2 separate regions of the Homo sapiens genome follow, and region 2 is linked to region 1. Evidence: chromatin contacts called from ENCODE POLR2A ChIA-PET data. All regions are on one chromosome and are shown on one strand. Each heading gives the region's core, a stretch centred on a gene start or an enhancer-like site at or near the end of the contact. The rest is flanking DNA. Distances are from core to core; before and after follow the strand shown. Region 1 holds the start of PRR19 (proline rich 19). Region 2 holds the start of FUT1 (fucosyltransferase 1 (H blood group)).

What was found. ChIA-PET counts read pairs that join two places held with the same protein, here RNA polymerase II (POLR2A).
Region 2: POLR2A ChIA-PET joins it to region 1 with 15 read pairs in activated T-cell. The contact joins the promoter of FUT1 here to the promoter of PRR19 in region 1. POLR2A ChIA-PET finds 5 or more read pairs at or near these places in 2 of 52 experiments (HEK293 and activated T-cell).

Annotation. Positions count from the first base shown.
Region 1 is chr19:42,300,882-42,304,376 of GRCh38, forward strand. It overlaps PRR19 (proline rich 19), which reads left to right and starts at 1,251. Exons shown (of 3, transcript NM_199285.3): 1 at 1,251-1,622. PAFAH1B3 (platelet activating factor acetylhydrolase 1b catalytic subunit 3) reads right to left here and starts at 1,743. Exons shown (of 5, transcript NM_002573.4): 1 at 1,351-1,743; 2 at 1,069-1,158. The coding sequence starts at 1,428. RefSeq lists enhancers at 1,218-1,267, 1,348-1,477, 1,430-2,084 and a silencer at 1,638-1,857.
Region 2 is chr19:48,750,396-48,753,940 of GRCh38, forward strand. It overlaps FUT1 (fucosyltransferase 1 (H blood group)), which reads right to left and starts at 2,246. Exons shown (of 2, transcript NM_001384359.1): 1 at 2,095-2,246; 2 at 1-888. The coding sequence starts at 886. RefSeq lists enhancers at 603-1,242, 2,448-3,034 and a silencer at 2,283-2,332.

The sequences.
Region 1 (3,495 bases), core at 1-2,500:
TCGGCTCATTGCAATCTCTGCTTCCCAGGTTCTGGCGATTCTCCTGCCTCAGCCTGCCAAGTAGCTGGGACTATAGGCATGTGCCACCATGCCCAGCTAATTTTTGTATTTTTAGTAGAGACAGGATTTCGCCATGTTGGCCAGGGTGGTCTCGAACTCCTGGCCTCAGGTCATCCGCCTGCCTTGGCCTCCCAAAGTGCTGGGATTACAGGCGTAAGCCACCACACCCTGCCTAGAGTCTCTCACTTTAAACCAAGCCCCAGGCTCTGTTGCTCATGCTGAGGTGGGCGGACTGCTTGAGCCCAGGAGTTCAAGACCAACCTGCGCAACAGGGCAAAACCCCATCTCTACAAAAATTACAAAAATTAGCCAGGTGCATGGTGATGTGCACCTGTAGTCCCAGCTACTCGGAGACTAAGGTGGGAGGATCACTTGAGCCCAGGAGGCAGAGGTTGCAGTGAACAGAGATCATACCACTGCACGCCAGCCTGGGTGACAGAGCAAGACCCTGTCTCAAAAACCAACCAACCAACCAACCAACCAACAAAACAAACCAAGCCCCATAGAAGCAAGACTCACTTCATGAAAATCCAGTCTGCTTGAGCCATGCATTGAATCAATGGCATTACAGTTGAAACTTATTTTGATGAAACCCATTACAGTTGGACATGCTTTGTGGAAAGATATTATTATGATTGAGTCCTCTTTGTGGAGTGCCATTAGAGTTGCCCTTCGCTTCCTGTAAAGTGACTATAGCTTTGTGTAAACCCAACAGGGCTGCGCACTACTTAAAGCAAACAAGAAAGAGCCTCACTTTAGGCAAGCCTATGGCAGGAAAGCCTCATTTTAGGTCTTAGTACATTATACACAAATCCAATCTGATAAAACCAAGGCATACATTTCTTTCTCAATAGAATGTTGCACCTTACACCAAGATTCTCAGAGCCTCGGGCTGCCTGAGGCCAATCTGGGTACTCTCATAATACCTCACCTGGCCTGGGTTCTGGTCCAGATGTGTCAGCATGGACACAGGGCTGGATGGGGCAGGGGGAGAGGGACTGCCCTCACCTCGCACTGGTGCATGAGCTGGACCAAGGAGTCCCCGATGAAGACGACTTCGGGTTCCTTATCTTTGCTGTCAGCCACGAACCGATGGTGCTGCGGGAGCGCGCGAGAGGGAGTCAATGGCATGCACGCTCCAGGGCCCGCCCCGCCCTGCTCCCTTAGGCAGCGCCTCCTCAACTGCCCTCAGTTTCCCAATCAGGTAGTGAGAGTGGCACGAACCAGCCGTTCTCCTGAGCCACCCCCCGCGCCCCCGGACTCCTCAATATCCCAGGTGGGAACGCTCACCAGGGACATCCAGCGCCCGTCGCCCTGTACGTCCTGCACCGGCGTGGGCTTGCTGGCTGGGTTCTCCTCTCCACTCATCTTGGCGCCGCAGCTCCTGCAGGATGAGCGAGTCGGGTCGGCCCGGGAGTGTTCCGAACGGAGCTGGCTCCGCCACGCCCACTCCTACCCCTCGCGGCAACAAAGGACCGTCCCAACGCTAGCACACCCGCGGAGGACGAAGGCCGATACAGGGCGCCGCCTCCTCTCCAGGGACGGAAGCCTTCACTTAGGAGGTAGGTGGAATCAGGAACCTTCGCTTCCCCCACGACGGCCGCACAGTGGGCTCGCCCGGCGCTTCCCGCTCGGGCCGCTGACTCCCAGGCCGCGCACCCGGCACGGGGTGGGGGGAGGGAGAGGCGAGACCATCCAGCTCCCGAGGCGGGGAGGAGGGAGAAACCACCCACCGGTCACGGGGAGGGGCGAACTACCTGAAGAGTCGAGAGTGGGCGGGGAAAATCTAGCCCTCTGTCTAGCAAATGGGAAGAAACCATTTGCTGTACAGAGTGAAATGTGCGGAAGGGACCACCTACTGTTGCGGGGGGGGGGGTGACCCATTCACGTGGTGGGGGGAGGGGAGCGAGTGGACGAGTCCATTCTTATATTCCCTTGAAGGGGTGGCTCGAATGCACCTGGCTGGGGGGGACGCTCCTATTTTCTACTGATGTGGGGGACAGAAAAGGAAGATGACAAAATGTGAAAATTCGAGGCTCCCTTCTAAGGAGCCACTCTAAGGCCGCGCCAGGGCTTTAGTGAGCCTATCTACTCGTGGGCTTCCCCTACTCAAAACACCGTGGGTGTGTGTGTGTGTGTGTGTGTGTGTGTGTGTGTGTGTGTGTTGAAATCTAAAGTACATATCTTTGCATTCAAGACATCACAGGACCCCTACTCAAAACACCGTGTGTGTGTGCGCGCGCGTGGCATAACATATAAACTACATATCTTTGCATTCAAGACACCATAGGACCTGCTTGGAGGGTAGAAGAAGGTGCAGAAAGAGAAAGGAAATTAGAGACGCCTCCAGGGCTCAGGTCCAGTCTGGCGTCCCTCCGGCAGATCATCTTGCAGATCTGCAGCCTCTACACTCTCTCTAAACCCACAGGCCAACTGGGTATGTCTGAGCTCTGAAACCTACATCCATAGCCAAGGCCACCTAGGGTCGCGCCTCTCCCCCAACGCTGCCCCAAATTAATCTCAGACCTCAGTGTCTTCTCAGATCTCCCTCTTCTCTGGGACCAGGTGGGGGGCTCACTCCCTGCTAAACGTCCTGGTCATGTTCTTGTAGCCTCACTCCAGGTGGGACCTTCCCATGTATTCATTCCTTCGAGGTGGATTGATACTGAGACAGAGATGAGTGTTATTCATTGTGTTTATGTTTTCAATCCACTTTCCTGGAACTGGGCCGGGCACACAGTGGTTATTCCACAAGTGCTTGCTGAATGAGTAGTAAATGAGTGGGTCAGCTCCTGACCTTGTCCCAATGTGTTTAGGGAGACAGATCCAGACACAGAGGTGTAGGGGTGTCAAAGTTGTGTTTGAGGGAGAGACAGGGACCTCTGGGGAGGAAGAGGAGAAGGACTCTGAGGACTATGGGTTTCCTAGGAGTAGTATCTCAGCTGGGTCTGAAAGATAATGAAGAATGGGCAAGCAGAAAGAAAAGACACAGGTAATCACTTTCTTATTAGGTTTGGGGAATATCGTGGAATAGCTTGATTTTAAAGTCTGAGGGAGGCCAGCATGGAGGCTCATGCCTGTAATCCCAGCACTTTGGGAGGCTGACATGGTCGGATCACTTGAGGTCAACCAGCCTGGCCAACATGGCGAAACCACGTGTCTACTAAATATACAAAAAAAAAAAAAAAATTAGCTAGGCATGGCAGCACACGCCCGTAGTCCCAGCTACTTGGGAAGGCTGAGGCAGGACAATTGCTTGAGTCTGGGAGGCAGAGGTTGCAGTGAGCTGAGATCGCGCCACTGCAGCCCAGCCTGGGCAACAGTGGCCCAGCTTGGGTGACACAGCGAGACTCTGTCTTAATTACAAAAATAAACAAACAAATAAAGTCTGAGGGAGCCAGGTGCAGTGATGCATGCCTGTAGTCCCAGCTACTG
Region 2 (3,545 bases), core at 996-3,495, 6.5 Mb after region 1:
GGGCAAAGTCTTTCCACGGTGTAGCCTCCTGTCCATCGCCAGCAAACGTCACATCGCCCTGGGAGGTGTCGATGTTTTCTTTACACCACTCCATGCCGTTGCTGGTGACCACGAAAACGGGGGCTTCGTGCCGTGCCCGGAACCAGTCCATGGCCTGCCGGAGGTAGGCGCTGTCGCCCACCACACCCTTCCAGCGCTGAGGCATAACCTGCAGATAGTCCCCACGGCGCACGTGGACGCCGACAAAGGTGCGCGGGCGGTCCCCTGTGCGGCCCAGGCGGAGCTGACCCAGCACACTCTGCGCCTCTTCCCGAAGGTGGTCGTGCAGGGTGAACTCTCTGCGGATCTGTTCCCGGAGATGGTGGAAGAAAGTCCAAGAGCAGGGGAAGCCAGAGAGCTTCAGGAAAGGATCTCTCAAGTCCGCGTACTCCTCCGACATCCAGTCGTGAAGCTGCAGCTCCCGCCACGGCGTGCGGCTGTCCACTTCTGGGGCCAGCACGGGCAGGGTGATGCGGAATACCGGGGCCAGGGCGGCATGCATGGCAGGCAGGATAAAGGCCCGGCGGCCGTTGAGCTGGGCCAGAGCCAGCAGCGTGGCATACTGTCCCATCTGATTACCAAACCGGCCATTGGGGTAGACAGTCCAGGTGCCGGAGAGGGAAGCAGGGTGCTGGGGACAGGAAGAGGAGGCGTTGGGGCCCATCGCAGTACCCGGCAGGCAGAAGATGGCCACTGGGGGTGTCACCAGGCGGCGGTCTGGACACAGGATCGACAGGCCTAGGCCATGTGGAAAGCTGTCTTGATGGATATGGAGGAAGAAGATTACAGAGAGGACACAGACTAGCAGGAAGGCCAGGCAGAGCTGACGATGGCTCCGGAGCCACATGGCTGCAGGGGAGGAAAGGCGAATTAGCAAATGCTCTGAGGCTGAGGAGGGGAGGCTGAGGAGGGATGTGGGGTAAGGGAGGCGCCTGGGGTGCAGCACTCCTTAGTCCCAGGGAAAGAGGAAGTTAAAGGTTTAGACTCCTGGGGCTGAGGTAGGGAGAGCCTGAGTCCTAGGTTTCAGGGATGAGAGCCTTGGAATTTCGGGGCATGGGGACTGGAAGACAAGTGGTTTTCAAGATAGCCATGGTTTGGCTGGGCACTGTGGCTCACACCTGTAATCCCAGCATATTGGGAGGCTGAGATGGGAGGATCCCTTGAGCCCAGGAGTTCAAGATCAGCCTGGGCAACAGAGCACTCTTACAAAAAAATTTTAAAATTAGCTTGGCATGGGCCAGGCGCGGTGGCTCACACCTGTAACCCCAGCACTTTGGGAGGCCAAGGTGGGTGGATCACCTGAGGTTGGGAGTTCGAGACCAGCCTGACCAACGTGGAGAAACCCTGTCTCTACTTAAAATACAAAATTAGCCGGGCATGGTGGCGCATGCCTGTAATCCCAGCCACTCGGGAGGCTGAGGCAGGAGAATCGCCTGAACCCGGGGGGCGGGAGTTGCGGTGAGCTGAGATCATGCCATTACACTCCAGCCTGGGCAACAAGAGTGAAACTCCGTCTCCAAAAAAAAATAAATAAAATTAGCTTGGCATGGTGGCACATGTCTGTGGTCTCAGCTACACCGGATGCTAAGGCGGGAGGATCCCCGGAGCTCACAATGAGCCGCGATAGCACCGCTGACTGCACTCCAGCTTGCGCGACAGAGAGGGACCCTGTCTTAAAAAAAAAAAAAAAAAAAAAAAAAGAAAGTGGTCCAGGTTCCTACACCTTTCCTGAAGGAATCTCGAGTCTCCCCTCCTGTAAGTTCCGCTGATACTGGACTCTTCCACCAGCCTGTTTCTCAGGAGTACCTGTCTGTGAGGCGCAAAATCCACCACAGAGGTGGTGATGGGAAACGATAGTTCAAGTAAAACAAGAGAGGCTGGAGGGTCAGGAGCGGAAGGAGCATCTTGGTTCCTGGAGGAGTAATGGCTGGGGAGGTGGCGGAGATTCCTAGGGCCTTAGGAAGACCTGGAGAAGAGGTTGGGGGTGCACCTCCTGGTTCTGAAGGAGTTGTTCCTGGGTCCCAGGAACAACTGAGTGGGGCAGTCCCCACTTACCCGAGCTGCTTGCAGGTGGCAGATCCACAGTCCGCTTTTCGTGGCCGGAGCGCACCCTCCGCAAAGGCAGGCCACATCCGGCCGCCCCTGGAACGCCAGGCGTCCGGCTATCCGGCCCGGCAGCCCTCCCCTCCGCGCAGCCTGTCCGGACTGGCAGCGAGGGCTTGGGGAGGAGAGGAAGGAGAGGGCGCGGCCGGGAGTCTCGCAGCGTCCGCCCTCCCGGGCCGGGCGGATGGCTGGAAGGTGGAGCCCCGCCCGTCACTTGGCGCCGAGCCCCAGCGCCAGGGGCTAAGGCGATGGCCCCTGGGCCCACCGCTCCCCAGATCGGGGATGCAGGGGACCGCGCCCTGCCCCTCCGCCCCGTCATTGACCTGCGCGAAGGCTTCACCCAGGGCAGGCTACCTGGCTTCTGAGCAGCCGCAGCATCATTGCGTGGACCAGGAGACGGAGCGCCCAGTTGCAATGCTGGAGCCGGGAGGTCCAATCCGCCGCCCTCTCTCTTCCGGTGCCAGGGCTTAGAGTCGGCCCCCGACACCTGGGTGCTTCGAGCCTGGCCACGCCCCAGCGGCTGGGCAGGGCCCCCGCACCTGGTCCCGGCGAGTGGAGCGATCGTCCGCCCTCTGCCGCGTCCTCCTGGGGGATGGAGAACCTGTTTGCCAGGCTGCCGCCGGAGCGCGCGAGGGCCTCCAGCCTGCAGGTGCTCCCGCGCCCACCAGGGTCTCCGATCTCCCACACCCCCCGCCTCACCGTCCACACTCAAATTCCAGAATCCCAGCCCCTAGTCACTCCTTTTGGGGAATTCTAGGGTCCCGTGCCAAACTGCTACTTTCCAGACCTGCACTGCACGAAGGCAACCATTCCAAGGCTGGAGACCGGAGTGGAACAGGGTCTGTTTCCCACGCCGTCAGCGGGGGCCGTGGCTGCCGGCGCCAGAGACAAAGGCCTCTGCCCGCTTGTCACCTAATTAAAGCATTTTCTCTGGTCCAAGGCCCACCTCCAGCATCGCCAACCCCGAGCAGGGCAGGCTAACGTAGGGTCCAGCCCTACGGGGCTTTGCGGGTGGGTGTTCTTCCCCTGTGAGGAGAGGAGAGATTGTAAGAAATAAAGACACAAGACAAAGAGATAAAGAGAAAACAGCTGGGCCCGGGGGACCACTACCATCAAGACGCAGAGACCGGTAGTGGCCCCGAATGGCTGGGCGCGCTGATATTTATTGTATACAAGACAAGGGGGGGCAGGATAAGGAGGGTGAGTCGTCCAAATGACTGATAAGGTCAAGCAAGTCACGTGATCATGGGACAGGGGGCCCTTCCCTTTTAGGCAGCCGAAGCAGAAAGAGAAGGCAGCATATGTCAGCGTTTTCTTCTCTGCACTTATAAGAAAGATCAAAGACTTTAAGACTTTCACTATTTCGGGCGGGCGCGGTGGCTCACGCCTGTAATCCCAGCACT